2 separate regions of the Homo sapiens genome follow, and region 1 is linked to region 2. A link is an interaction called in ENCODE POLR2A ChIA-PET data of the cell type or tissue named here. Cell type or tissue: PC-9. All regions are shown on one strand. Each heading gives the region's core, and the rest is flanking DNA. Links, peaks and the distances in the headings are about the cores only. Region 1 holds the start of LOC124903387 (a long non-coding RNA gene). Region 2 overlaps TECPR2 (tectonin beta-propeller repeat containing 2).

Region 1 (15,154 bases), core at 3,267-11,266, 1.1 Mb before region 2:
TTTAGTTAATCTATTCCCAATTATTTCTAAATAGATTTTCATTTTCTTTCTTTCTTTTTTTTTTTTTTTTGAGACGGAGTCTTGCTCTTTCACCCAGGCTGGAGTGCAGTGGTGCTATCTTGGCTCACTGCAAGCTCTGCCTCCCGGGTTCACGCCATTCTCCTGCCTCAGCCTCCCGAGTAGCTGGGACTACAGCCACCCGCCACTGTGCCCAGCTAATTTTTTGTATTTTTAGTAGAGACGGGATTTCACCTTGTTAGCCAGGATGGTCTCGATCTCCTGACCTCGTGATCTGCCCGCCTCAACCTCCCAAAGTGTTCATTTTCTTTTTAACCCAAGTTATCTAGAATTTTTTCAAATTTGCAAGTAGATAGATTATTTTTTAATATGGCAGAGATATCATTTGTCAATCCCGACTGCGATCCTTGACTCCTTCCTGCTTTAGGGACCAGGCCCTCTGTTCAGCATGGCAGTGCGTCCTGCTCTCAGGCCTGGCTCCTGCTTCATTTAAGGTGGAACTCCTGCTCTTTTTCGTCAGATACTTAATTTCCCGGCCTCCCTTGAGATTGTTGTGGCTACGTGGCCTCATGTGGCCTCTTTCTTCCTGCTTTGGCTGTGAAAATACAACACCTGGAGTTAAAATAAAACTTAGAAAGTAAGCACAGACTATGGGCTATGCCTGAGCTTAACTCCTGGCTGTACCAATTATTAGCTGTATGACTTTGGACAAGTTACTGAATCGCTCTATGCCTCTATTTTCCCATCTGCAAATGAGGAAAAATTACACCTAGCTCATGGACAGATGTGAGCATGTAATGTATAACAATACGTCAGGGGCTCAGAACAACAATTGGCACAAAGCAAGTCATACGAACTATCATTATCTTTATAATAATAATAGTTATTAATACTAGTATAATCATCATCGTCATCTTGGGACCATGAGGCCAAGACAATGAGAATACAGAGCAGAAGGAACGGGCTTGGATTCTTCATGAGGATGTTACACAGAGCCTGGAAAATGTACCTCTAGACATTCAATAAACAATACATATCGTTACTTTAGCTCCTCTGTTAATTTTTATTGGATGTGTTCTAATCAGTATGCCTCATTACGTTTTTCACTAATTCAGAAATTGATGCCAGGCACTATTCTAGGCTTTGGGGCTATAGCCACGGACAACAACAACGAAAACCCTCCGCCTCTTAGCGCCGACATTCTTTGGATACTAATTTCTAATTGTCTTCCGTTGAAGTCAGAGAAATTAGCCTAGTGAATTCTGCCTTGGGGACTTGGCTGAGATTTTGTTCCTAACAGGATTTTTGTAAATATTCCACAGGTGTTTGAAAAGAACACATACACACGCTCTTAGTATATGAGGAGTGAAGTCTAGGTTCAGGTTTTTTTTTTTTTTTTTTTTTTTTTTTTGAGACGGAATCTCACTCTGTTACCAGGCTGGAGTGCAGTGGCGCCATCTCGGCTCACTGCAACCTCCCACTCCCGGGTTCAAGCAATTCTCCTGCCTCAGCCTCCCAGTAGCTGGGACTACAGGCATGTACCACCACGCCCAGCTAATTTTTGTATTTTTAGTAGAGATGGGGATTCACCATATTGGCCAGGATGGTCTCGATCTCTTGACCTTGTGACCCACCTGCGTCAGTCTCCCAAAGTGCTGGGATTACAGGCATGAGCCACTGCGCCCGGCCCAGGTTCATTTTTTCACATATGGATGTCCCATTTTTCCAATACCATTGGTTAAACCGACTACTGACTATTCCGCCATTGAATTGCTGTTGCATCTTTGTCAATCCAAATGGCTGTATTTCTGGAGGAGAGGGGAGGAAAAAGAAAAGGCAAATAACGAAAATGTGCACCAGAAAAATACCAAGTGTTGACCAAAATGTATGGCCAAGATGTACCCAAGCAGGACTCTCCCTCCTGGCCGTTGCAAACTGTCATGGCCTTGGTTGCATCTGTCTGTTAAAGATTAACGAGCCCTTGGCCTTAGCATGTCATTCCCAGGTATGCCCTCCAGTAGACACGCTCACAGACATGCAACAAAAAGTGTAAACTACAATATTCCCAGCAGCACTGTTTGTAATAGCCCCAAACTGGAAGCTAACTACGTGTTCCTCATCAGTAGAGTAGATAAACTGTAGTACATTCATGCATTGGATTACCATATAACAACCAGAATGAAGGATTGAAAACCACAGGCAAGACTGTGGCTAAATCTGACTAAATGACTAAATGTTGCAACAAAAGAAACAGGCGCGAAGAAGGCACATACTGTGTAGCTCCGTTTATGTAAAGTACAAGAACAGGCAAAACTGCTCTGTATCATTGGAGGGCAGGCTAGTGATTTACCGTGGTGGGGAGCAGGGGAGTGGGGCAATTTCAGAGGTTATGGGATATTCTGTCTCTTGATCTGGATGCCAGTTACACAGGTGTGTTCCGTCAATGAAAAGGCATCAAGCTGTACACTCCTATGCACTTTTCTGCCTATGTATTATATTTCAAAGAAACGTTTAGAAAAGAGAGAGAACAGGAAAGGTAGTACTTCTCTGGAAGAAAATAGCTAAAGACCTTCACAGTAAGAATAAAATCAGCCCCATTTTTGCAAACAGGGGTGCAACACGCCTGCCTGCTCCATAAACAAGTGTCAAAGCCAAGCCCTCTGGCAGGCCCTCCCCACACAGTTATCATTAAGTTTCAGGTTCTAGAGGGTTACAGAGGTTGCTGGCAATGAGGCACAGGGCAGGACGTGCCTCTCATGAGCTTAAAATCTTGCTAAAAGAGAGGCCCCCCCACCCCATCGCACCCTCCAAAGCTGAAAGCACAAGGTTCCAAGTAATTCAGGGTCCCCGTGGTAAGTCTCAGCTCAGAGTCACGGGAATTCTGCTTGAAGACCCACATGTTTCCTGCCTAACACATTGTCGTCATGAGATTGTCTGCACCAGGAGGACACAGCTCTTTTTAAAACCAGTCATCTTGGACCGCACCACTAAGGCAGTGTGTCGTTAAGGCAGGCTGTGGACACCAGAGTGGTTGTTAAGGAGCCAGGCTAAGAAGAGCTTAATGTATATGTCTGTCTATAGTATTGACATTTCGTGCAATTTCCAGAGCAGCACAGGGCCCCTGCAAACTCCTATTGGGAGGAAGGAAATTGTCTTTTTTCTTTATGAGAGTGGAAAATTGTTCATTCTCTCCAGGAGAAGCCACAGGAATTAATATTCTCAAAGGCACGGAAATGGCCTATAGATAGGAGTTTTGCCTGCCTCCTCTCTCAATCTCTCTCTCATTCTTTTTCTCTCTCTCCACTGCCCCCTTCTCTTTCTCTCTCCTTCCTCCCTAGTTCAGAATAGGGATGGTGAAAAACTAGGCCTGTATCCTTCAATATTATTAGCAGAGATCAGGGACAGAGAAAACTCCCACTCACCACCCTAGACCCACACGTATGCATCAGGAACATTCTAGCTTCAGAGGTGGAAAGCAGGCATTAAAGAGTGAGGTGAGACTAGGGCTATAAAGCTTTCAATCATCAAGAATTAGTTAACTGGGCTGGGTGTCATGGCTCGCACTTGTAATCCCAGCACTTTAGGAGGCCAAAGTGGGAGGATTGCTTGAGCCAGGAGTTTGAGACCAGCCTGGGCAATATAGCAAGACCCCATGTCTCAAAAATAAATAAATAAATTTTTAAAAAAAGATTTAGTAAACTGTCAAAGCACCTAGATATCAACTTTCTTAATAAGCCATGCCATATAGCTGTCACTTTGGAATCAGGATGTTAAATAATAATACATAGTTGTTTTAATAAAGATTCTCATTTTTGCTATAAAGGAAAATATCTAGTATTGCCACTAGAAATACACCACAGAGTCAACTTAGAACCACTGTTCGAGATGAGGAACGATGCTTAGGCACTGTCTGCATTTCCTGGTATCTTGCCCTTTCTGTAGCGAAGTCTGATTGAATTGACAGAGGCTTAAATACCGAAAATGCCAAACAAAGCATATGAAATAGGGACAGTGTCCTGACCCCTAGCTACACTGTAAACAACGTGGGAGATGAAGGGGAGGAAGCTACGGAGTTCACTGGAGGGTGCCGCCCCTGGGGCCTTCCACCTCACCCCCACCAGGACTCTGAGACGGGAGCTGCCCACCTCCACTCACAGACAGGGCAGCCCGAGCTGCGAAGGGTTTTGCCAGAGAGCAGAACTGAGTTAGTGGCTGAGAGAGTCCACACTTTTGGCCTCTAATTCTGAAGCCAGTGTGCCTGCCTATGATATCCCCACCCGGCTGTCCCCTTAGAAAATCAGCTGGTATCAAATAACTCTTCAGGTGATCCAGACGGTTCTGGATCCAACAGGATCCGCAGAGGCATGCCGAGAGGCCCAGAGCCTTGGCCGCCCCCGTGGGAGCCGGCCTCCGGGAAGACCCGCTCCACCTTCTCCTTCTGCCCGACGGCTCCAGACCCTCCCAGGCATCCAGAGTCCAAGGGTAGCTCTTGTTGACTTCGTTCTAGTAAGAGATCAGTTTGCTGAAAATAAATGAATAAATAATAAATAAATAAATAAAAGCTCATTATCCAAAAGTGAACATTTTCAAAAGCCTCACAAGTGGGTCTCACCTCCATGACTTCTTCAGCACTGCGCACCCTCTGCATGGCCGCTGGGCCACTCTGATCCCTCCCACGGCCGCAGATGGCGGCACCAAGGGAGTTCCCTCTTGAGGAGTCTCAGCCCAAGAGCGAGTGCAGAAACGGGAAAAGTGGCTTGACAGAGAGGAGGAGGGAACAGCCACCAGCAGGCACCAAGAGTCCTCTCCCAGAGCCCTGGGACCCTGGAGCCCAGGCCTGCTTCCTTTCCGTCCTCACCCTGTAGAGGACTCAAGGGGGCCTTCAAAGTCTTCTCGTTGCTCCGTTAAAGCTCAAGGAAATACAGTGGAAAGGGGACAGGTTTGGTTTGATGTCTGTGTCAGTCTCCCAGGGATGCCGTAATTCACAAAGCACCACAGACCGTGTGCCTTACACAGCCGAAGTGTACTCGCTCACAGTTCCGGAGGCTGCAAGATCCAGACTGCAGTGTCAGCAGGACTGCTTCTTTCTAAGACTGTGAGGGAGGATCTGTCCCTGGCCTCTCCCGGCTTCTCCTAACTCACTGGTCATCCTTGGCCTTCCTTGGCTTGTAGAAGCACCACGCTGACCTCTGCCTCCATCCTCAGGTGGCATCCACCCTGAGTGCGGGTCTGTCTCCAAATTTCCCCTTTTGATAAGGACCTGTCCTATTGGACGAGGGCCTACCCCATTCCAGCATGACTTCATCGTAACTAATTACCTCTGCAACTACATTACTTCTAAGTAAAGTGACACTCCAAGGTCCTGGGAGGTAGGACCATAACATAAATCTGGGGGGAGGAACACAGTTCAACCCATAATAATATGGACCGAAGTCCAGCCTGCAACTCAGCCACTTACAACTCAGCCACTTTCCTTCCTTGGAGACAAACTGCAACTGCATCTGCCCACACCATGCTTCCTTTGGCTGTGAAATGGGAAGGCAGTGGCTGCTTGTCATGATTGTCATAAACAATCCAGGAGACACAGAAGCGCCTCTCAGGTGTACCACATGCCTGAGGCTTACCGTGTGCTCACAATGGTGTGGATGGCATTGTTCTCATTATCAGGCAGCTCTGCCAGTCTCTCCCAGCCTGAGAGAGGCCATCTCCCGGCCCCAGGTATAAACATCCTTTTTCCACACTTCCTGCCAGCATCAGTGACCTTCAGAAAACCCTTAGGGGACAAGCGGAGTGTTGAAGTGCTGAGAGTTGAAGAGCTCAATCCACTGCTCCAATGCAACCCGGGGCCAGAGCCGGCTTTTCTCTTTGACACTTTCCTAGTGGCACTGGCTGGGCACATGCTTGAAAGGAAGAAGTCATCTGCAAGGAGCTCTGGGCTGGGCTGCACACGCTGAAAATGCATTTATTTGATTTATTTTTACATCCAATCTTGTTCCAGAAAGGATTTGAGGGGCCACGTGGTGAATCAAATCCATTGCAACTTAATGGCTCTCCGCTTCGCACTTAGTGGGAGGGGGCTGAACAATTGGAAAATAGAAATAATCCCAAACTCCCATCTGATCCCAAAGGTGGCATCTTAGACCTGTTGCACATTGTTAAAGGCATTTTGTTTTTAAGCTACAAAGCTCAGCGTGTCAAGGTGATGAGGACGATGATCATGGCAATGATGGTGATGACGGAGGTGTTGGCTAACACGTGAAAGCTCGTCCTCTGATGGACCAGGTACTGTTCAAAGGAAGGAAAGGAAAGAAAATGAGGGGGACAAGGGGAAGAGGGAGGGGAGAAAATGGAACAAAGGGTTGGAGACCGTGTTAGAGACCCACAGTGTGGCCAAAGCAGTGTGCTCCTTACCCTCTAACCAAATCAAATCCCAGGAGAAAGCTCACTCATTCTTTCAAAGTTGTGACTTATTTCAGAGAACAATCTGTGGTCATAGGTGGATCATGTTAGTCGTTCACTTCCAGAAAGCCAAATCTGGACCTGGCTCTCACCACGAGGCTCTGATGACCTCTCCATTTGGCCCCTGGGAAGCCTTTGCCATATTAAATGCTGTCACCTCTGCAGCGAGCAGATAGGGAGGCGCTGCTCCAGGGCCATCCCCAAGGATGCCTTGGCCAGCTTAGGGTGTGAGACGGCACCTGGAAAACTGTACCAGTGAGGCCAGAGGGCATGCAGCTGCTTCCTCAGTGCCTGGCATCCGTCACACCTGCAGTGCCCCTTCCACATCAGCCACGTGTGGCATCCTACACGGCCACAAGTGCCACGTCTGCAACCAGTCACACTTAAGCCCTCTGGTGACCCAGAAGAAAAAGGGAGAAAAGTGGATGCTAAGCTGCTATTTGGTAAAGAGTGAATACGACTGCACTCACCACATGGGGTTGGGGAGGGGCTCCGATAAGGTGCCTGAGTCACCCAATGGGCACTTGTCCATAGCCGCAAGGATGTCCTAGCAGGGTGATCACCGGGTGCTCTGTTGAGCAGGTTCCAGGGTGACAACTCCTTTGGTTTGCTCACACATCGGTAGCCACTGCTCCTAGCAAGGCCCCCCAGCCCCACTTCCCATCCAGCACACACTGCTGGCACCCCCACTCAGCCCCCGGCACTGCCCCTGAATTTCTCTCATAGCTAGCTAGCTCTCCATTGGCAACGCTGGTGCCTGTCCCTGCCAGCAGCCCCAAGTCAGCACCATGCCCGGCTGTTCATTATTAAATTGAAAAAAGGAGGAGGGTCCTGCCTTGATTCCCTTCCAACAAAGAGGCTCCTTGGTGGCTATGCAAATGTGCCCACCTTCTCCTGGAACTTGCTGTGCAAACCGGCTTTGAAATTTCAGAGGGGCCCTGTGTCCCTTCCCCCAGGGGCTTGGCTAGCATTCCGTATCACTGAGGACTTGGCAGGAACCATGGAGGAAGGTCAGGAGCACCTGCTCCCAGTGCACATCCTGCCGAGATGGCCCACGAACCAGTCAGCGGCTCTTCTTCAGAAGCAATCTCAGGTCTGCCTGGCAGTCACAGCCCCACAGTGAAATACGCACCACGTCCCAACTGTGCATTCACATGTAATTCTCATCTCATTCTAAGTCTTATCTGATTCTCACCAAAAGGCTGAGTCCTGCTTGCCATCTGGGGAAACCGAGGCATGGTGAATCCAAGTGACTTGTCTTCTCATACATGGAGAAGGTGAGGTTGAAACCAGATCCAGGACACTGCAGAGACCCCTCTCATCCCTTTGACCTTTCCAGAAAAGGACCTGCAAGAGATAAAGTAGTTTCCGAAAGGCCTCCAGGCAGGGGAGGGGCCTCTGATAATACTCACAGCTCAAAGTTGGTTTGGAACAAAGCCCTCCTGGTGCCATGGCACTGGGGCAGCAAAGCGGGGCAGAAAATGATGGGAGGGGAGCCGCCTCCCAAAGGGCTGCAAACTGGGGTGAATTGAGGCTACTTAATACATTCAATCCATCAGAGTAATGCCTTGTAATTAAGATTCCTGGAAATGAAGTAGTACCGGGGCACTCCATGGAAGATCTGCCTTCAAACGGTTCAGGTCAGCCTTAGGCTCAAGCACGGCTCTAATTGACGGCTCCCCTTGGGTCTGAAAGAAAAGATGTAATCAGACCACACAAAGCACGTCCTGTCCAATTACAAGGATCGGCATGGATGGGCTGACCTGTGACCTATAAAACAAAATTAAGATTTCCAAACATCACCAGGAGGTAGGGGGAGAGATGGCTCGTCCGTGCTCCAGCCTTCCAACTCCCCAGAGTGGAGACAGAACAAAATCGTAGCCCTGGAAAGAAATGTGGTGGACTTTGATCAGCCATTGTGCAACCTTTCAGTTGGAGTCTTTCTGGGGGGTGGGAGGGTCAGGGGGACTAATGCTCAGTTTCTTGCACTGGATGTCCAGATGCGTTATCACAAAAGAGCATTTCTTTGCAGTTGAGCCCTAGAGTGCCAGGAAGCTAGTTCTCGAAACAAGCCAGAATCTCCAACAGCCATAGGACATGCTAATTACGTTTGGGGGCAGTGTGGGGATGCACTTGATGTCATGGTGGAAAACACCCCCATACTCACGCCTTATGGGACCTGCACTCTGGAGCATGAGGCCGACTGCCTGGGTTCTGGGGTGAGAACCTATCAACAGCAATTGAGGAATGTTTATCCATTCTTCTGTCTCCTGACTCAGGGAGCTGTGTTTCATCTTCCAGGAAAGAACTGGGCGGGCACATTGCACTTAGCTTATTCAACTATCAGGGACCTCCAGCGGTCGGGAGGTTGAGGAAGAGTCATGGGGCCTCACAAAGTCTTTGCAGAAACAGGCCTTTGCCTCCGCGCCGCCGAGCCAGGAGAACCTGCAGCGAGCAACTAGCTCTTCTTTCCTTCTCTTTTAAAATCAACACCCGTCCCCAGATTTGCTTTTGGCAAACATTGCTTAACTGCTGCTGTTTTCCCTGAAGTCACTGAAGAGAGAGTTAGATAATGAGCTGGCATGCTCTTTTGAAATGTTTACTGTGTTCCTTAAAGCAAGGGACATGCTGGTTCCTAAACTAATTTGGGGTTGCTAGATCTTTTCTACTCTTTTTGGAGATCTCCGAAGTAAACACATGGACTTAAGTATAATTATCCGAGAGTCAAATAAACAGTCATGGGGCTTTCTAAAGGATGAACCTTTGCAGATTTGTCGATAGAAATTTTTTCTCAATTCTCCCAACAGAAAGGACAGAGAATGCATGAGTATTAAGATAATGCACCATAGCACGCCCCAAAGATTTGAGGATAAAAGATCAGGTTGTCTTATTTTCAGTTCAAGGAAACCAAAGGTGATGACAGGACCTCAATGGCCATGGCATATGGGATAGACCCAGATAGTTAAAGAAAACTTCCTCAATGCAAACTGTTCTTCATAACGGAATTCACATTTGAAAAATTTCTGAGTTTCAACCTGGCAGGTTGCAAAGTCTTGTTAAAAAAAAAAAATTAAAGCTCAAGGCATCCAGTCATGTGTAATTTCGGTGAGAACTGTAATAAATGCATCCACGTAAGCCCTAAATTCCCACTGTCAAAATGAAGATCTAGGGTTAGCATGACATTTATATAAATCCCACTTGGTATTTTGGTTGCATGTTTTTCCAAAGGAGTTCAAAGGCATTTATAGACATTCTGATTAGTGCTTGTGATATCCCAGTGGGGTGGCAAATTCTATTAGCTCAGTTTTACATTTGGGAATAGAAAATCTTAAAGCAGCCAAATGGTTTGGCAAAAACCATATGGCATGTCACTGATAGTGCTTTGAGAAGAAAACAGGTTTTCCCAGCATCTCTCCCTGCTTCAGTCCTCTGTCCAATTTGCTTGCAGGATTTTTTTTTAATGTTAGATAATGTCATGGTGATTTTTAGAGTCTATGTAAAATCTCATCTACATTTGCAGCCTGCTGGGCCAATGTCCACCTGTGCAGGACAGAGTAACCTTGAGCCCCTCCCTTCCATTTGTTGGGAAGGACAGACCTCTCTGAATTGCTCCAGCCAGCTGGAAAGCTGAGCCCCCAAGCAAATAATGTCAAGAAGAGACGATAGGAGCCCAGAAAGTAATTCCCCAAGCCCCTTTTCCTCTGCAGAATGTTTGCAGGCTCCCCGAGCGTGAGGCATAATGACTTCCTCCACTCCCAGAGTCCAAACAAGAAGTGGAGAAGGAAGAACAAGAAGAAAGACGTGGGCTTGTTGTCTAGGGCAGATGGTGTATCAGGAACAGATGTCAGGGATGAAGAAGACACTCCTCAGCTCCTCGTTGGTTGCCATCATCTCTTCAAGAAGTACCTCAGACTGCAAGGAACAGAGTGAGCAGTGGCCAGGGGAAGAGGTGAGCAGTCCAGGACTGCCGCCCAGGGGAGGAGGGTGCTATGCTCCCAGGCCACGTGATTCCATTCCAAGGCATTTCAAGACCTTGAAGACAAAATTGCTCGACTCAGCCAGTAGTAACATTTGAGGAGTTGCTGTGGCCGGAAGAAGGTGCCAAAATATTGCCACCATGAGGCAACATTATTACTTGTGGGCCCAGAAGTGCCCTCCCCTGCAGGCTGGCTCCATGAACTGCTCTCCTTTCACCTGGTTACACCCACACTGTCTGTCTGTCTTTTCTTTCCTCATTCTGCCCTTCCTGCTCGGGGGCCTTTACATGCTATGCCGTCTGCCAGAAACGCCCTTCCCCACCTTGTGTGCACCTGCCTGTATCCTTCGAATGTTCAAACATGGCTTCCTCAAGGAAGCCTTCTTTCCCGAGCCTCAATCTGGGGTCAAGCCCACTCATTCCAGGCTTTGCAGCCTCTCCTGCAAGTCACCGGTGGCAAATGAGATGAAATCATTGGTTGTTATTTAGTTGTGAGTTGGGCGTCTCTACCAGTGGCAGATAAACCCCATCGAGGCAGCAGGCTGAGCTTTCTCTTATTCATCGCTGTCAGCCCAGCATCCATCTATATTTAACAAATTAATAAAATAAATAGCTCATCAGTCTGGTTTGAAGAAACAGCCACATGAGCAGTGTAGAGGAAGGTGCTGTAGGGTGAACTTATGGGTTTATTTCCCACAGCCATGAAAACATTTAACACCAAGTCATATGATTTTGCCTCCTTTTCTCCATGGCCCAAATTTCCCATTCTAGGACCTCAGTCTTCTGACCTCCACTAGCCAGCCTCTGCTCCAAGAGGAAAAGGGAATGACAAGGCTCAGCTCACGTTTTCTGAATAGGAATGGTCTGCTCCCCCTTAGTGTCATTCCTGGAGATCAAGGAGGGTCCCTTCTCTAAAGGGCTAGCTCTTTTTCTGCTGGGAAATAGTGAATTTGTGTGGACTTTATAATATTTATTTTTAAAGGTAAATTTTTTCCATGGATTTTTGTAGGCTTTGCTTGTTTGGAAGAAATCAATTAGGATTTATTATATTTTAGCCATGCTTCAAAATACACAGGAGATTAAAAATCTAAACTCCTGATAATTGTATTTTATAAAATTAGGACTGCTTATTTAATTATGAGGAAAAGTCTCCATCATCATTAATATCATTGTTTATAAGCTTTTGGGTTTTGTTTTCCTCTCAAACACAGTTCCACGTTTCCCAATGGGAACATCTTTAAAATATCATTAGAAACAAAGGTGTCAGCCACTCTTCACAGCTTCCGCAGCTGCTTTTATCAAATATCCAGGGGCCTGTTTTAAAAGCAGAGAAATTCTCCAAGGAAGAAATGGCTTGGAGATCTGTCATTGCTACTAGAACATAACAACCAATCTTCATAAGCAGTAAAAATAATTCCAAGAGAAGTAAGCGACAGGTAAACTGGGTCTTAAAAAGAGACAGAATAAGAGGAAAGGTAGGAGGCAGGGGAAGGATGGAAGACGGAGGCTGGAAAGGAGCCGCAGAACGGCACACAGGTTGCTGAGACGCGATTGCACTGACCAGGGTCTGGGGAGTCTCAGGTGGTGTAATGTGTCATGGAGCTTCTTCTTCTTTTTTTTTGAGACAGAGTCTTGCTGTGTTGCCCAGGATGGAGTGCGATGGTGCAATCTCAGCTCACTGCAACCTCCGCCTCCCGGGTTCAAGGGGTTCTCCACCCTCAACCTCCCCAGTAGCTGGGATTACAGGCATGTACCACCATGCTCAGCTAATTTTGTTGTTGTTGTATTTTTGGTAGAGATGGGGTTTCACCATGTTGGCCAGACTAGTATCAGACTCCTGGGCTGAAGTAATTTGTCCGCTTCGGCCTCCCAAAGTGCTAGGATAATAGGCATGAGCCACTGCACCCAGCCACAGAGCTTCTTATTAATTATAGAAATTGTCCTGAAACTTTGAAACCAATGGGAGTGGGGAGTTGGGGGACAGGTAACAAATTTTGCCATGATACCATTGACTTAAAATCACGAGATCTATACATTTAGAAAAGAGGAGTTTTATTTTTTATAAACGATTACAACCTGTAGGCTGTTCTGTTTAACAACTTGTTAAATCAGGAACAGGCACTTTGAAGAAGGAACAGTAAAAGAGGAAACTATGCTGAAGGAGCTGGCTAAGCGTACAGATTTAGCAGGTTATAGGAGGAGCTGGGAAGATTCATGAAGAGGGGCTGTGTGCACGTGTAGTAAGCAAACATCTTTGTTACATCCATCAACACACACATGTTCACCTGGGAGTGAAGACTTCACATTTAAATGTTTTACAGTTGGGCCCTATATGTCGCAAGGTGCAGCTGGGACTCCAAGGCACTCAGTGCACAGTCCCCATGGACCAGCCAGAACCAGTCCCTGGAGGGTGGTCTCCCATCAGGGGAAAGTTACTGAAATCAGTCTCTTGTTCACTCGAAGCTGTAGTTATGGCTTGCGGGACAGGGATCAGTTAGTCAGCATCTGGTGGAGCTGCCATTGTTTTAATATTGCTTATCTTGAGGTCAATGCTTATTTAGCTGTTAGAAAAAAGACAAAACCTCGTGGCAGTGAGAGCCTCGTTTATTCTTGAAGCACAGAGGTGCGTGATTTAACCCTTGCCTGCCACGGCCTCCGGTCTTACTTGCAATTTGGCATCCTATCGTCAGTCTGATTATCTCTAGCGTTCATGCTGGTCAGTTGTTGTGTCTAAACTGCAAAAGGCAGGGGGTCTGGCTGTAACGTCAGGTGACTGGTTGAAATCAGCAGTGGAGCAAATCTTTCAAAAGGGCTGGTTTCTGTTTATCTCTTTAAAAAGAAACTCTAATGGCGGTTAGCGAGGGAGGGGCTGTCTTGAGGTGTGCCTGACCTCTCATCCATCCCATGGCCGGGAACTCAGTTTTTAAGGTTCTCTGGGGGTCTCTTTGGCCAAGAGGAGGTCCATTCAGTCAGCTGGGGGGCTTAGGATTTTATTTGTATTTCTCAATACAATCAGATCTTTTTCAATTCCCTTCCTTAAGCTTGAATATCCTTTGAAAACTCCACAAACCTAAAATAATATGTGCACTGAATTCACGTATCCAAAATTATGAGCTTATGAAATTTAAAGATGCATTTCGATAATGGTCACACACTTATAATTCCCATTTGCTTCAAATGGTTTTAATTTCATGACAAAAGGCACTGGCCATTTACCCAGAGGCAGACACAAATCTGAGAAGAGGCCATTAGCACTCCTATAAAAAACAAATGGAAGCCTTCTGTTTTCTTGACTTCATAGTTCTACAGTGTCAAGCAAATGTGGAGCTGTCATTTTCATACCAGAAGCCAAGGGGGAAAAGGACAAAGGGAAACCCAAAACTCATGCAACAGATTTTCAGCAGCAGGGAAATTAATCTCATTGGACTCCTTTGCTCAGCTACCAAGATGAGCAACTTATGCTTCTTCAGTAAGTTCTTTTATCACTTTCTCAGATTCTAGAAGTGGAAGATATCTGCCCAGATTGAGACAAACTCCTCTCCCCTTTCCCATGTTAGTCTCTTTTCGTATCATCTGTGAGTTCCCAAACAAGGACTGAATTTCTGCCACCTGCTGCCAAAGATGGTGGCCTGTGACATGCGTGAGGAGGCAGGGTCTCCTGGGCTAGAGCTTAGCCATCGTCGTAAGAGGAAGGTGGGAACTGACTCTCCCATCCTCTGTGCGATGGCTAATTGTATGTGTCAACTTGAGCAGGCCAAGGGCTGCCCGGATTAAACATCATTATTGGGTGTGCCTATGAGAGTGTTTCAGGATGAGGTGAGCATTTGAGTGGATTCCGCCAAGCAAATCACCCTCCCCAGTGTGAGTGGACAGCATCTCACCCCTTGAGGCCCTGAATGTAACGAAAGGTGGAGGAAGAAGGAATTCACCTTTCTTTCTTTCTTCCTACCTGCCTGCTTGAGCTGGAAAAAAAAAGATCATCTCATGTTCTTCTGCCCTTGGCCTGGGACTTAACACCATCGTCTACCCTGGTTCTCAGGACTTTGGCTCCAACTGAACTATAGCACCTGGGGCTTTCCTGGGGCTCCAGCTTGCAGAGGCAGATCATGGGGTTTCTCACCTCCATAATCGTGCAAGCCAATTCCTCATAATAAGGCTCCCACACACACACACACACACACACACACACACACACACGCACGCACATGAGTCATGCACTGAATAATGTCATTTCAATCAATGATAGACCGCATGTACTACAGTGGTCTCACGAGATTATGATACCATATTTTTACCGTATCTTTTCTATGTTCAGATATGTGTAGATACACAAATACTTACCACTGGATTACAGCTGCCTGCAGTATTCAGTACAGTCACATGCCGTATGTCTTTCTAGCCTAGGAGCAAAAGGTGCTACCCTCTAGGCCTGTATGAATACACTCTTTAATGTTTGCACAACAAAATCACCTAATGACACATACCTCAGAAGGTATTCCATCATCAAGCCAGGCATGACTGGATATATCCCCTGGTGGTTCTGTTTCTCTGGAGAACCCTAAGGCACTCTGCCTCGGCCTCATCCCCACTTTGCCAACCGGATCCTCCATTCCTTATGTCTTCACTGATTTCGTAAAATCACTTCTCCGCAGGTGATGAACAATCTCCTATGGTCAGTGTGATCTTTGAAACAGGCAATTC
Region 2 (15,154 bases), core at 3,986-11,985:
CAATGGAGCGAGGGAAGATGTGGGAGGCAGTGATGTCACGGGACTCGGAGATGAGCCGTGTCCTGCAGATGATGGACCAAATAGCACACAGTTACCCTTCCAAGAACAGGACAGCTCTCCTGGGGCGCATGATGGGGAAGACATCCAACCCATTGGCCCCCAAAGCACTTTTTGTGAAGTCCCCCTCCTGAACTCACTCACTGTGCCTTCCAGCCTCAGCTGGGCCCCAAGTGCTGAACAGTGGCTGCCTGGGACCAGAGCTGATGAAGGCAGCCCCGTGGAGCCCAGCCAAGAGCAGGACATCCTAACCAGCATGGAGGCCTCTGGCCACCTCAGCACAAATCTCTGGCATGCTGTCACTGATGATGACACAGGTCAGAAAGAAATACCCATTTCTGAACGTGTCTTGGGGAGTGTGGGAGGACAGCTGACTCCGGTCTCTGCCTTGGCAGCCAGCACTCACAAGCCCTGGCTTGAGCAGCCTCCACGGGATCAGACATTGACGTCCAGCGATGAGGAGGACATCTATGCCCACGGGCTTCCTTCTTCATCCTCAGAGACGAGTGTGACAGAGCTCGGACCTAGTTGCTCCCAGCAGGACCTGAGCCGGCTGGGTGCAGAGGACGCCGGGCTGCTCAAGCCAGATCAGGTATGTGGGTTCGGGTGGTGGGAAAAGTAGCTGAGGCTTCTTTCTTAAGGGTAATAATTGTCAAGACTGATTATTTTCCTTCTCATGGAAAGAAATTCTATTCCTACTGCAAAATCCGTAGGCCAACTCTGTTTTCAAGTCTGGGTTTCAGGGGATTTCCAGCACAGGGACTATGAATGGCTTGAACTACTTCTGACCTGTTCTACCCTGCTCAGTAACCTGCCTCCCCAACCAAGGTAGCGTCTTGCTGTTTCCTCTGACCCCACAAGTGCAGGCTGGTGTAGGCACTTACTGTTAGCCATCGTAGGGCAGGGCTGAATTGGCCTGGGGCCATCTCAGAAAACCAGTGGGCAGAGGACTGTCCACCTGTGGAGTAGAGAAAGCTCTGAGCAGTTTGGAGGCAGGGAGTCTCCTGTCCTTCTCCTCACACCCCTCCAAGGAACCATCTGCAAGAGCACGAGGCCATTTCCAGAACTGCTGTCTCCTCAACCTCCGAACAGTGGCTCCAAGGCTCCCCTGCGAGCTGTACAGGAACCAGTTTGGAGTAACCAGTCTTTGTAGGTCCACCCAGCACATGTAACTAGGAGATGACTTTTAACTGTCCTTGAGCATTTTATATTAAAAGTGATTTTTTTAAAAGTGCCTACTTCCCTTAGCAAGTAATTATTACTAGATATATTTGTTTCAAAACTGTGTCTTGCCCTGTCTCCTACTAACTGTCGATGTGAGGTATGAATTATGGCTGCGCACTTACAGCCACGTGTGCTTTCCACAGTCTACGCTGGCTTCTGTCAGTGCTAGCAGTGTGACGCTTTGTCAGTGCTCACCATGTGCAGGTATCCCACAAAGCACTTTAGAGGTTTAACTCTTTTACTTCTCTAAACACGAACTATAAAATAGGCACTCTTCTTGTCCCCATTTTACAGAGGAGAAAATGGAAGCACAGAACAGCTAGACAGCTTGCACAAGGTCACATAGCAAATGAAGGGCGGGCCCCAGGACCCCCTCACTCACCCTCTGTGCTGTCATGCCTCAGAAGTGAAACATGCTGCTTACTTGTTTTGAGACAAAACGCCATAAGTCTGGCTTTTTTTTCTTCTTTCTTTCTTTTTTTTTTTTTTTTCTGAGACAGGGTCTCACTCTGTCACCCAGGATGGAGCGCAGTGGCGCAATCATGGCTCATTGCTGCCTCGACCTCCCCAAGCTCAAGTGATCCACCTGCCTCAGCTTCCTGAGTCACTGGGACTACAGGCATGTGCCACCATGCCCAGCTAATTTTTGTATTTTTTGTAGAGAAGGGGTTTTGCCATATTGCCCAAGCTGGTCTCGAACTCCTGAGCTCAAGCAATCTGCCTGCCTCGGCTTCCCAAAGTGCTGGGATTACAGGTGTGAGCTGCTGTGCCTGGCCAAGGGTGGCCTTTTATTCAGTCATCCGGCATTTATCTTTTCAACCCAGTGGTTCTTGAGTGGCCTTGACTGTCAGCCTCTGTGATTATGCTGGGGACCACAGTGCAGATGGCAGCTAGTTGTGGATTCCATCTTCCTGAGCCTCAGAGTCTTGAGGGGGAGCCAGGTACATGTTCACATCCTCGCAGTTGAGTGGGACTCAGGTGAGGGTACTGAGCAAAGTACAGGGCTGCAGGAAGCGCAAGCAGCATGGCCCCCTAATGTCTGGGCGTTAGCCAGGCAGACTGTCGGTGGGGTGGGGTATTGGAATTCTAGGCCAGAAATTTAGGAAAGCCCTCACTTAGGTGACAGGGATCCTGGCCCTTTGAGCCCCTGACTCTCTAACTTCCTCCCTTCCTCATCCCACTCCAGGTAGCTGGGAAGCCAAGAAATTTTATGGTGTGTTTTTATTTGGAGGTTCGGTGTGGAAGTAAGACTTGCCATGGTGAGCAGGGCTGGATTGAGAAGAGTTGGGCACCATTTTCTTTGAAGTAGTTAACTTCTATGTGGGTATCTGTACAAATACATTTATCTTCTTTGCATTTATTGAAAAGTATTAAAGTACAAAGACTTTATTTAGCTTTGATTTTTAAAAGAATTCTAGCAAGGTCGGGCACAGTGGCTCACGCCTGTAATCCCAGCACTTTGGGAGGCCAAGGTGGGCGAATCACCTGAGGTCAGGAGTTCGAGACCAGCCTGGCCAACATGGCGAAACCCCGTCTCTACTAAAAATACAAAAAATAGCCGGGTGTGGTGGCAGATGCCTGTAATCCCAAGTACTCAGGAGCCTGAGGCAGGAGAATTGCGACTTGCTTGAACCCAGGAGGCGGAGGTTGCAGTGAGCCGAGATTGTGCCCCTGTACTCCAGCCTGGGCGACAGAGCGAGTCTCTGTCTCAAAAAGGAAAAAAAAAAGAAAATATGGTGGAAAAAAGAAAGACAGTGGTAGTGCCATATATCCAGTGCCTCTGTAATGATTAGACTACAAAAAATTGACTTGCATCCAAATGTTGAAGAACCTGGCTCTTTGTGTAAGGTGAGGTATGCCTGCAGAATAATAGCAGCTCCTTCGTAACGTGATGTGATGCTCTAAGCGTTACATTTGCAAAGGTGTTAGAACAGGAGAAAATGTCATCCAGGGACTCCAGGGAGTCTTTGTAGGGAGACAGCAGCACGCGTCTCAGAAGGTTTGTAGTAGAGGGGTGTCCACAGATAGCAGGGGTTGGGAGAAGGGTTGACTTGGCGTCTTGCTGACCCGTTTTACCGTCTCGTGTTAATGATATCCTCTCACCTTTCTTACTGAGAACAGTAAGCCAAATGTGGCTGTGTCCTCTGCCACAGAACTCACTGGCTCTTCCCTTGTTAGTTTGCAGAAAGCTGGATGGGCTACTCGGGTCCCGGCTATGGCATCCTCAGCTTGGTGGTCTCCGAGAAGTATATCTGGTGCCTGGACTACAAAGGCGGCCTGTTCTGCAGCGCGTTGCCGGGCGCCGGGCTGCGCTGGCAGAAGTTTGAAGATGCTGTCCAGCAGGTGGCAGTCTCGCCCTCAGGTTCGCCTCCCCGCTCCCTGCTCCCGCTCCCTGCTCCCGCTCGCCGCTCCTGCTCCCCGCCCCCGGGGTGCAGACATCTTAGTACAGGGCTCCCCTGCAGCAGCTCTGGGCTCACGCTGCCGTGCGTTCACCAGGTTTGCCTCTTCAGGAACGTTTGAGGGGTTGTCTCCAAAGAACGTGAATTGCTTCATTGGATGTCAATTCGTAGTGTAAATGGGTGTTCAGTTTGAGTTTTTGTTTTCTTTATTAATTGCAATGGTAAGCTCTGATCGTATTTTTGTAAGCTAGACAAAAAGTTTGAAAATTGAGGGACTTTTTTAGGGATATTAATATACTAACTCTTCATAAAAATAATACGTGTTTCTCTTTCTCATTGTTGCTTTAAAGCAACCGAACTAACGAAGACGGGCCTATGGATATGTTAGATATATTCCAATTATTTGGCTTCCTCTTTAGGAATTCTGTTTTAATGAGCTCTCTGCTGTGGGTGAACAGTCTACTCCCTGACTCTAAAAGGAAAGTCCATTCATTCTTTCATGCTGCTGTTAGGCCATTGTTAGTGAACTGGAGCTGGTGTTTCCTGAACGATGTTCTCCTGAGCTGGAAGACCTCCCATATCTGCATGGAATCATTTGCTTGCTTTTTCTTTCTTTCTTTCTTTTTTTTTTTTTTTTGAGACAGAGTCTTGCTGTGTTGCCCAGGCTGGAGTGCAGTGGTACAATCTCAGCTCACTGCGAGCTCCACCTCCCAGGTTCGCACTATTCTCCTGCCTCAGCCTCCCCAGTAGCTGGGACTACAGGCACCCGCCACCACGCCCAGCTAATTTTTTTGTATTTTTTTAGTGGACACGGGGTTTCACTGTGGTAGCCAGGATGGTCTTGATCTCCTGACCTCATGATCCGCCCGCCTCAGCCTCCCAAAATGCTGGGATTACAGGTGAGAGCCACTACGCCCGGCTTTGCTTGTTTTTTCTTAAGGTTGTGTTGGCCACGTCGGCACCTACGCCAGTGGGGACACTTTTGCCTTGAAGCAGCCTGGTTTACTGTCAGGACATTGGAATAGAAGTCAGACGAAGCCGAAGCTGAGTCTGTGGCTTGGGACCTGTCTGTTCTCTGTAACTTCACTGTGTTTCGGGATGAATTTCCCTTAATTCTCCCTGGTCTCTGTCACTGTTTAAAATATTAGTTTGTTCAGCGTTGTTTTTCTTGCTTGCTTTCACTGTTTGTTTGAAAAATATTTTTCTTTAGAGACTGGCTAACAACCCACTCCACAAGCTGTCATTACACAGTTGTGTGTTTTAATTCATTTCTCGTTGGTATCATTTACCTTCAGGTTTGTCTCCTTAGCCTTTTAGAACTTTGGTTCTATTCCTGACTATATTAGTTACTTGTATTCCCAGGCCCCTTGGTCCCTCACTGTGCTAGCGGGAACTCTGTATCTCCATGAGATTCACCTGCTCAGTTGAGGCGTCCTTCAGGGCCCAGTCCCATGTCCTTGGTGGGCAGCAGAGCCCTTGTGCCGGGGGCACCACAGGCAGAGATGCTCGACAGGCCCTCTAGTCCAGCCCAGCTGACACTCGGTGATCACTGGTGGCCCCTTGCCTTGCCTGCGTCGGCCTGCTCCAGGCCTCCAGCTGCAGCGCTATCCTGCCTTCCCTTTCCTCTCTCCTCCTCCATCTCTTCATCAAAGTCCTCTTCACAGTGAAAACAGGCCAACTCAGTGCAAGTGTGTTCCTTCTGTGCACCTTTTCCATTCAGCTCATCCAGAACTGATCCTTCTCTTTGAATCCCTAAAGGACTTTTTCAGCCTCTCCTAGGGCACTAGTTGTGCTTAGGATGTTTATTTGGAGACTTATCAAACCTAATAATGTCATCAGTGTTTCTCCTCCCGTGTGAGGAGCGCCTGTCATGTGCCCAGCTCTGTGGCCATGTGGTTGATCTGCTTCCGTCTGCAGTCTTTAGAGCAGCCCTGTAAGGTGGAGATGATCCCCACGGCCCAGGAGGAAAGTGAAGCTTGGAGACGGGCGGTGACATGGAGCCTGAAGCTGCATAGCCACTGGGTGGTGGCCAAGGGCCCAAACCTGGGTCTGGTGGCCTCTTTCCCCACTTGGGGGGACAGAACAGGATGTGTTTTAGAAATCTTTCTCCCCTCAATGCCCAGCATGAAGACTTTTGTATAGAAATATATTCTAGTATTTATTGGACAGTGAATAGAATTTTTATTTCCATAGGAGCCCTTCTCTGGAAGATTGAACAGAAATCTAACCGGGCTTTTGCTTGTGGGAAAGTCACCATCAAGGGGAAGCGGCACTGGTACGAAGCCCTGCCCCAGGCAGTGTTTGTGGCCCTGAGCGATGACACGGCCTGGATCATCAGGACCAGTGGGGACCTATACTTGCAGACAGGTAACCGCGGGCCACGCTTAGAGGCCTGCCAGCTCTGCCGTCACTGCCTCTGCTGCACCCTGCTTTGCTAGTAACATGCTTACCACAATCGCTATGATTAAGAGGCTAAATCCATTCGAATTAAGACACTTCTGGGAAGAGAGTATTTGCCATTTGGCATGTATTAGCAGTTTCCTGCATTGACACAAACTCAACCCAGGACAAATTTAGGGCAAAAATGAATAGGATTATTTGGTGAGATACAGAAACAGAATCTTATTCTCCTATGGCCAACCACCGCATATCACGTATCCTACAATGTTAGATCTTAAGAGGTAAGAATACAGAGGAAGGACATAAAATTCATTTCCCCCTTTAAGCTAAAGTTTAAGTGGCTGCATTTTTTTTTTCAGCCATATCAAAGCCCGGCTCCTATATACTTACTTACCCGTGGGCCAGGAAAAAAAAAGAAATAATTTGCTCTTTTTTATTTTGAGACGGAGTCTCGCTCTCTTGCCCAGGCTGGCATGCAGTGGTGCCATCTTGACTCACTGCAACCTCTGCCTCCTGGGTTCAAGTGATCCTCCTGCCTCAGCTTCCTGATCACAGGCTGGGATTACAGGTGCCCATCACCACGCCCAGCCAATTTTTTTGTATTTTTAGTAGAGATGGAGTTTCACTATGTCGGCCAGGCTGGTCTTGAACTTCTGACCTCAAGTGATCTGCCCGCCTCAGCCTCCCAAAGTGCTGGGATTACAGGTGTGAGCCACCACACCAGGCCATAATTTGCTCTAAATAGCAGTTCAGGCCAGGTGTGGTGGCTCATGCCTGTAATCCCAACACTTTGGGAGGCCTAGACGAGCAGATCACCTGAGGTCAGGAGTTCAAGACCAACCTGGCCAACATGGTGAAACTCTGTCTCTACTAAAAAAAAAAAAAAAAATACAAAAAATTAGCTGGGCGTGGTGGCGCTTGCCTGTAATCCCAGCTACTTGGGAGCCTGAGGCACAAGAATCACTTGAACCTGGGAGGCAGAGCTTGCAGTGAGCTGAGATCGCGCCACTGCACTCTCCAGCCTGGTGACAGGGCGAGACTCCGTCTCAAAACAAAACAAAACAAAAATAGCAGTTCAGCAAGTCACAGGAAGCTGCCCTCAGGGAAGTTTTTAGCTGATGGAAGGGCACAGTGGGACTTGCTTATTAAAAATAAGCTGTAATGACAGTCAGTGTTTACTGTCAGCAGAATGGGGAAGGATCTTCCACCAGCAATGTGATTTATCAGTATCTGGAAGGACTGTGGGGCAGGAGTTATCGTCAGTTGTCCAGAGGCCACGTTGGATTTATGTAAAGATCAGTCTTCCAGGCGTTTAATGTTGTTGATTCCAGGAGAATGTTGTTGTTGTTGTTTTGAGACGGAATCTCGCTCTGTTGCCCAGGCTGGAGTGTAGTGGCACAATCTCGGCTCACTGCAACCTCCACTTCCTGGGTTCAAGCGATTCTCCTACCTCAGCCTCCCGAGTAGCTGGGACTACAGGCACATGCCACCATGTCCAGCTCACTTTTGTATTTTTAGTAGAGGCAGGGTTTCACTATGTTGGCCAGTCTGGTCTTGAACTCCTGACCTTGTGATCCGCCCGCCTCAGCCTCCCAAAATGCTGGCATTATAGGCGTGAGCCACCGGCCTCAGGAGCATGTTTTAATCACTGCTGTGAGTCGTCAGCTGGGGATGAGTCTTCAGGTTGAAGCTCTTGCACAGCTGGCTCTCTCCTAGCTGTGTAAGAACCTCTGGCCTGGGTGCACAGCCATGCTGGCTTCATAGGCCATATGCTGGCCCAGGTCTCTCCAGCCTAGTTCCTGTGTCTTTCTTTAAATGAAAGTAGCTCTGTCAAGGCACATGCACATCTAAGCTGCCAGGACATTTGAGCTTTGGTCATGGGGAAGACAGGAGGTGCTTCTGGCCTGGGGGTGAGGAGCGAGTGACCTCTAAACCAGTAGTGCCAGAGGAATCACCAGGACAGTGATTTCACATGAGGTGGCCCCACCCAGACCTGTTGGATTAGGTCCAATCCCTCTGGAGACTGCTCAGGAGTGTGTCGTGTAAGAAGTCCTGCCGGTGATTCCCACCTAGTTTAGTGGAAGGAAATATCACCCAAGGACTGCAATACTATAGGTGCGTCTGTGATTAGTCACGGAGCATATTTGAGTACTGAGACCTAATTGCAGGCCTAAGGTCAAGGAATACAGGGTTGTAGGCGACAGTTGGTCTGTCTGCTCCCCTGGGAATAGCCTTTGAGCTCATTTAGACATACTTTATTGACAGAACACAAGGAGGCAAGGGGAGAGCCCTGGACAGGGAGCCAGGGACCCTGAGCTTTGGCCTGCCACTGCCTTGCAGTTTGACAGACCTCAGATTTCATCTGGGAAATTCGGGGTTTCATTTTATTAGTGGAACCTCGCACCCAGTCAGAGCAGAGAGGAGCCGCCGTGCTGGAGCTCTCTGCAGGAACGACTGCAGGCCTCAGGTCCCTGCCAACTCCAGCAGCGCTGCAGCCCTCTGCCTGGAAGAGCTGCTCTGCCCTGCAGCCTTTGGGCCTCCATCTGGCCACTCTCCTGCTCTTGGCTTTTGTGTTCTTCTCTTAGAACTTCTTAAGCTACATTGGGACACCAGATAATTCTGAATTGTTCAGTTTTCAAAGAGTGTCTAAAACTGTTTTCAGATAGATGTTACATTTAGGCAGAATTTAACCACTTTATGTTGATTAAACTTGACAACAAAAAAGCGGCCGGACAGGGCAGCTCCTGCCTGTAATCCCAGCACTTTGGGAGGCTGAGGTGGGAGGATCTCTTGAGCCCAGGAGTTTGAGATCAGCCTGGGCAACGTAGAAAGGCCCCGTCTATATTTTTAATTAATTAATTAATTAAAGTTTTTTTTTAAAGCACTCATCATAAAAGAATATAGCAAAATACCAAAAAAGGAAAAATAAGCCAATAACCAAGTCAAAATGAGGTGTGGAGTTCTGACTGTGTGTCTTTGGGGCTTCTTCCCATCTTCCTGGCAGGTCTGAGCGTGGATCGCCCTTGTGCCAGAGCCGTAAAGGTGGACTGTCCCTACCCGCTGTCCCAGATCACAGCCCGGAACAATGTGGTGTGGGCGCTGACAGAGCAGAGGGCCCTCCTGTACCGGGAGGGCGTGAGCAGCTTCTGTCCGGAAGGCGAGCAGTGGAAGTGTGACATTGTCAGGTACTGGCGGGCCAGAGACTCCTTTCACATCGTGCTTGTCCTACCCTTCGTTCTTGTCCACTTGACACCACAAGGCACCATGAGGCCGTTCCTGGGAGGCAGCACCTGCAGCCTCCATGGCTATAGGCTAAGCTTGAATCTCTGCCTAATTCTGACCGGCAAACTGGACGTTGAGTCAGAGCTCGCTTTTTAAAAATGCTGCCGCCCTCTGCGCAGCCCTGAGCATCACAGCGTCATGAGTCTGTCATGACGGTCTCTATTCAGAATTGCCCACCGTCAGGTAGTTCTGGTTTAGTGTCTGTGACGGCTTAGGTCCAAATATTTTTCTTTATTTTCATGCTAATCGAAGTTGATCTCTGAACTGTAGCTTTTTTTTTTTTTTTTGATACAGGTTCTCACTCTGTCACCCAGGCTGGGGTGCAGTGCCACGATCACGGCTCACTGCAGCCTTGACCTCCGGGCTCAGGTGATCCTCCTGCCTCAGCCTCCTGAGTAGCTGGGACTACAGATGCATGCCACCATGCCCAGCTAATTTTTGTATTTTTTGTAGAGATGAGTTTTGGGTTTTCATCATGTTGCCCAGACTCATCTCGAACTCTTGGGCTCAAGCAATTCTCCTGCCTTGGCCTCCCAAAGTGCTGGGATTACAGACATGAGCCACTATGCCTGGCCCGATCTCTGAACTGTAATTTATTAAGCTATTTTTTTTTTTACCATTCAAGATGTTAGTTATAGAATTGCCATCAGATCATTTTACTAGTATGGAAGTATTAATAGTCCTTTGAAAAACTAGATTAGGATATTCTTGGTTTGAATTTAGCAAGCCAATAAACTTTCAGTGAATACCTATTAAGAGCCAGAATGGTCCAGGTGTGGTGGCTCACGCCTGTAATCCCAACACTTTGGAAGGCCAAGGCAGGCGGATCACGAGGTCAAGAGTTCGAGACCAGACTGACCAACATAGTGAAATCCCGTCTCTATTAAAAATACAAAAATTAACCGGGCATCTCAGGAGGCTGAGGCAGGAGAATCACTTGAACCTGGGAGGCGGAAGTTGCAGAGAGCTGAGATCGCACCATTGCACTCCAGCCTGGGTGACAGAGCAAGACTCCATCTCAAAAAACAGACAGACAAAAAAAAGCAACAACAACAAAAAGCCAGAATGGTGCTAGGGGCTGGGTGCGCCAAGAGGGCTGAGACTGGCCCTGCTCTCATCAGTTCCAAGTCTCATGGGGGCCCCGTGCATGGATGGACACCCATTAGCACAGATGGCCCTAAACAGGAGTGTGGAGCATGCAGCACTGAGGGAACCATGGACTCCATGCAGAGATCAGGAAGGCAGCATGCAGAGTGGACCAACAGCTAAGCCTTGAAGCTGACGAGGACTTCCCCATATGGAAGGAGGGGGAGGGCGTCTCCAGCAAAGAGGGCAGTGTCTGCCTAGGTCCAGCTGCACAGAATAGCCTGGCACATCGGGGGAGTTTACAGTCATTCCCTTGGTGAGGGAGGGAGTAGAGAGATGGAGGCGCTCAGGGGCCTTGGATTGGCGGGGGAAGGAGTAGAGAGATGGAGGCACTCAGGGGCCTTGGATTGGCGGGGGAAGGAGTAGAGAGATGGAGGCACTCAGGGGCCTTGGATTGGTAGGGGAAGGAGTAGAGAGATGGAGGCGCTCAGGGGCCTTGGATTCCTTTTGTGCCTACTCGCTTTTTTCTTAGGTTATTTTCTCTCTTAAGAGTGTTCCCAGCCATTCTGGGTCATCAGTGTGTCTTTCAAAAGCTGCCACCCACTTGAACCATATCTCTTGCACAGTAATTTAACTCAGACCCAAACTTCCTTCCCTGGCACCTGCTGATCCGCTCCAGGGCCACGTCTCTTCTCCCAGCCACGCCTGCCGGGAGACCCTGGATGTCCGCAGTCCAGACACACTGGGCACTCTGCCTATGGGTGCTGACCCCCCTGTTCTCCTCCTTATTTTCAGCGAAAGGCAAGCTTTAGAACCCGTCTGCATAACGCTCGGGGATCAGCAGACTCTCTGGGCCCTGGACATCCATGGGAACCTGTGGTTCAGAACTGGCATTATTTCCAAGAAGCCCCAAGGAGATGACGACCATTGGTGGCAAGTAGGTGTTCAGCTCTGCGCCACGTGCCGAGGTCTCCCGACCTTTTCTGCTTCCCCTTTTCTTACTTCTCTCTTTTCCTTAACGATACTAGATTAAATTTAAAATACTCACTTTTTTATTATTTGTTTGTTTGTTTTGAAACAAGATCTCCTTCCGTCATCCAGGCGGAAGGGCAGTGGTGCAGTCACGGCTCACTGCAGTCTTGACTTCCTGGGCTCAGGTGATTCTCCCACCTCAGCCTCCCAGGTAGCTGGGACTACAGGCGTGTGCCACCATGCCTGGCTAGTTTTTTGTATTTGTTTGTAGAGACAGGGTTTTGGCATGTTGTGCAGGCTGGTCTCAAACTCCTGAGCTCAAGAGATCCACCCAGACTGGGCAGAGTGGCTCACACCTGTAATCCCAGCAATTTGAGAGGCCAAGGCAGGCAGATCACTCGAGTCCAGGAGTTCAAAGCCAGCCTGGGCAACATGGTGAAACCCTGTCTCTACCAAAAATACAAAAATTAGTTGGACATGGTGGCACACGCCGTTGGTCCCAACTACTCGGAAGGCTGAGGTGGGAGAATAGTTTGAGCCCAGGAGACAAAGGTTTCAGCCAAGATCACACCACCACACTCCAACCTGGGCAACAGAGCTAGACCCTGTCTCAAAATAAATAAAAATAAAAAAGAGAGAGAGAGAGAAATCCACCCTCTCCGCCTCCCAAAGTGCTGGGATTACAAGTGGAGCCACCACTCCCAGCCAATAGTATTCCTTTTTTCTATTTGATGGATTAGACTTTGCTGTGTTTGAGTGCATTAGAAACATAAAGGACTTTTCATCATAGGAAATAATTTGCAAACTCTTTGTGTAAATAATGCACTTAATTTATTTATTTTGATATTGTTTATATATTTATTATTATAGGCTAAATAAACCCAGTGACATCCATTTGAAGACCTAGGTAATAATGATGTTTAATTATGAACAAATGTGCTGAGAAAAGAGCCCAGATAATAGGTTTGAAAGCCCAACCCAGAATTAAAATTGAGCTGTCTCTGCTTATTCAGAAGGCCTCTAAGTAGATGGTATTTCAGCAAAGACAGGAGAATTTTCCCACGTGCTTCCAGAAAAGGAAACACTATAAGAAACAGGATGAGGGTATAATCAAGCTCACTGTGTGTGATTTGGTCCCAGCAAGAGCGCCTAGAATGAATTTCTCTTTTCTTTTTCTTTTCTTTTTTTCTGGGGCAGAGTCTCACTCTTTTGCCCACACTGGAGTGTGGTGGCAGGATCACGACCCACCTCAGCCTCCCAAGTAGCTGGGACCACAGGCACATGCCACCATGCCTGGCTAATTATTTTGGTAGAGACAAGGTCTTGCTGTTACCCAGGCTGGTCTCGAACTCCTTGGCTCAAGCAATCCTCCCACCTTGACCTCCCAAAGCGCTGGGATTACAGGTGTGAACCACCACCCTCGGCCCTAGAATGGATTTTCAAAGGAGTGTCTACTTTCCCCTTCTTTGGTATAGTTTAGTGTTAGTGTTGCTCCCACAGTCTCCCACTGTGGTAGGTAAGATTTCACTGATAGTCGATGGTCGTGAAATATTTGATGTTTCTTTTTTTTGAGACGGAGTCTTGCTCTGTCACCCAGTCTGGAGTACAATGGCGCAATCTCGGCTCACTGCAACCTCCGCCTCCTGGGTTCAAGCGATTCTCCTGCCTCAGCCTCCTGGGTAGCTGGGACTACAGGCACGCACCACCAGGCCCAGCTAATTTGTGTATTTTTGGTAGAGACAGGGTTTCACCATGTTGGCCAGGTTGGTCTCAATGTCTTGACCTTGTGATCTGCCTGCCTCAGCCTCCCAAAGTGCTGGGATTATAGGCGTGAACCACCGCGCCCGGCCAGTATTTGATGTTTCTGAAGTATCTTGCCCCATTGGTTTATGTTTTATTGTCACCTCAGACTTGCTTTGTTGAAGGCTTGTCTTGCATTGACTGCTCTGAGGTCTTTCAGATGAGAATGTAGAAAAATGAGTTGTGTTTACTCTTTGATAAAATATGTATTCTATATAATATGTACATTATATACAGATGTATCTAATTTATATACTAGGTAATATTTGATAGTCATGCAAATGATTTTAAAATACCTTTTGTGTACTTGTAACCATATATATACATATACATGTAAAAATATACATATATGTATTTTTGTAGAGACAGGGTTTCACCATGTTGGCAGGCTGGTCTGGAACTCCTGACCTCAAGTAATCCACCTGCCTTGGCCTCCCAAAGTGCTGGGATTACAGGCGTGAGCCACTGTGCCCGACCAGGAGTAGGGCATTTATGCCAGTGATGTTTTATGTAATCAAACCCAGCAGGGCAGAAATGTGAGTGAACATCATGGAGAATCAGATTTTCACTCATAAAGAATTTGCCTTATATCAAGCTGCCCAAGAAGAGAAGAGCTTCCTGCAGGGAGGGGTGGTTGGAGAAATGTCTGAGGTATATGAATGCTTTTCAGGAATGTTATAGAAGCAAGCTACCCTTCTGAGCTAGGGTTAGAGTCTAGATACCCAGGATGGTCCTAGTTGATGCTCTTGCCCTGGAGTAATTATTAGTAGTCCCAATTCAGATCATAAATTAGTTCATCACAGCCTTGCATGGTGGCTCACACCTGTAATCCCAGCACTTTGGGAGGCCTGGGCGGGCGGATCACCTGAGGTCAGGAGTTCAAGACCAGCCTGGCCAACATGGTGAAACCCCATCTTTACTAAAAATATAAAAAATTAGCCGGCTGTTGTGGCGTGCGCCTGTAGTCCCAGCTACTCGGGAGGCTGAGGCACGAGAATCTCTTGAACCCAGGAGGCAGAGGTTGCGGTGAGCCAAAATTGCACCACTGCACTCCAGCCTGGGTGGCAGGGCAAGACTATGTCTCAAAAAAAAAAAAGTTCATCACTCTACTTGTGATACCTTTTTAGATGCATATTATGTTTCTAAGTACCGTATACTGTTGTCCATTGGAAATACCTGATTTAAAAGCAAAATTAAAGCTGGGCATAGTGGTTCATGCCAGTAATCCCAACACTTTGGGAGGCCAAGGCAGGGAGATCACTTGAGCCCAGAAGTTCAAGACCAGCCCTGGGCAACACAGGGAGACCTGTCTCTACAAAAAATTTAAAAATTGGCTACATGTAGTAGCATTCGCCTGTATTTGGGAGGCTGAGGTGGGAGGATTGCTTGATCCTGGAAGTCAAGGCTGAGTATGATTGTGCCACTGCATTCCAGCCTGGATGCCAGAGCAAGACTGTCTCAGAAAAGATGGCAAAATTATTCTTTCTCACTCTGATTAGAATGAAAGTCTTCTTAGAAGGGGTGTGAGGGGGTGATAATCACAAAAGTAATACATGCTTGTAACAGATCCATGTTGTATAAAAGTATATAAAATGTGAATATATTCTTCCATACCTTTAAATCCAACCCTACGAAGGAGCTGGAGTTAGCATTAGCAGTTTGATGGCATCCTGCCACATTTTTTTGGTCCTTTCACAAGCGCACACGTGCACATTTGTGTTTGGATGGTCATCTTGTTACTAGAAATGCAGAGGTGTGGACCTGAGCTAGAACCTTCCCTCAAGGCAGAGAGTCTACACTTGTAACTGCTCTGACAGCAGGGCTTTTGCTTGTCTCCTCCTTCCAGGTGAGCATCACGGACTATGTGGTGTTTGACCAGTGCAGCTTATTTCAGACGATAATCCATGCCACTCACTCGGTGGCCACAGCAGCCC

The links. ChIA-PET counts read pairs that join two places held together with the same protein. Peaks named below come from ENCODE experiments on the same cell type or tissue, not always from the same donor. Only the 100,000 strongest peaks of a DNase experiment are listed, where the experiment ranks them.
Region 1: POLR2A ChIA-PET joins it to region 2 with 6 read pairs; 1 of 35 experiments calls an interaction of 5 or more read pairs at or near these places.

Annotation. Positions count from the first base shown.
Region 1 is chr14:101,326,561-101,341,714 of GRCh38, forward strand. LOC124903387 (a long non-coding RNA gene) reads right to left here and starts at 8,933. Exons shown (of 7, transcript XR_007064342.1): 1 at 8,645-8,933; 2 at 8,281-8,360; 3 at 8,079-8,165; 4 at 7,673-7,824; 5 at 4,631-6,303; 6 at 1,653-4,540; 7 at 1-613. RefSeq lists a silencer at 6,878-7,078. In PC-9, for the core only: no CTCF peak of the experiment used is centred there; DNase peaks (open chromatin) are centred at 6,991 and 9,031.
Region 2 is chr14:102,434,563-102,449,716 of GRCh38, forward strand. TECPR2 (tectonin beta-propeller repeat containing 2) reads left to right here. Exons shown (of 20, transcript NM_014844.5): 9 at 1-649; 10 at 3,460-3,643; 11 at 5,874-6,047; 12 at 9,085-9,265; 13 at 11,244-11,385; 14 at 15,067-15,154. Among named protein-coding and RNA genes, the nearest start is that of ANKRD9, 68 kb to the right of the region's middle. RefSeq lists a silencer at 3,547-3,596 and an enhancer at 5,266-5,773. In PC-9, for the core only: a CTCF peak has its summit at 7,731; DNase peaks (open chromatin) are centred at 7,149 and 8,169; H3K4me3 peaks cover 1,185 bases; H3K27ac peaks cover 3,695 bases.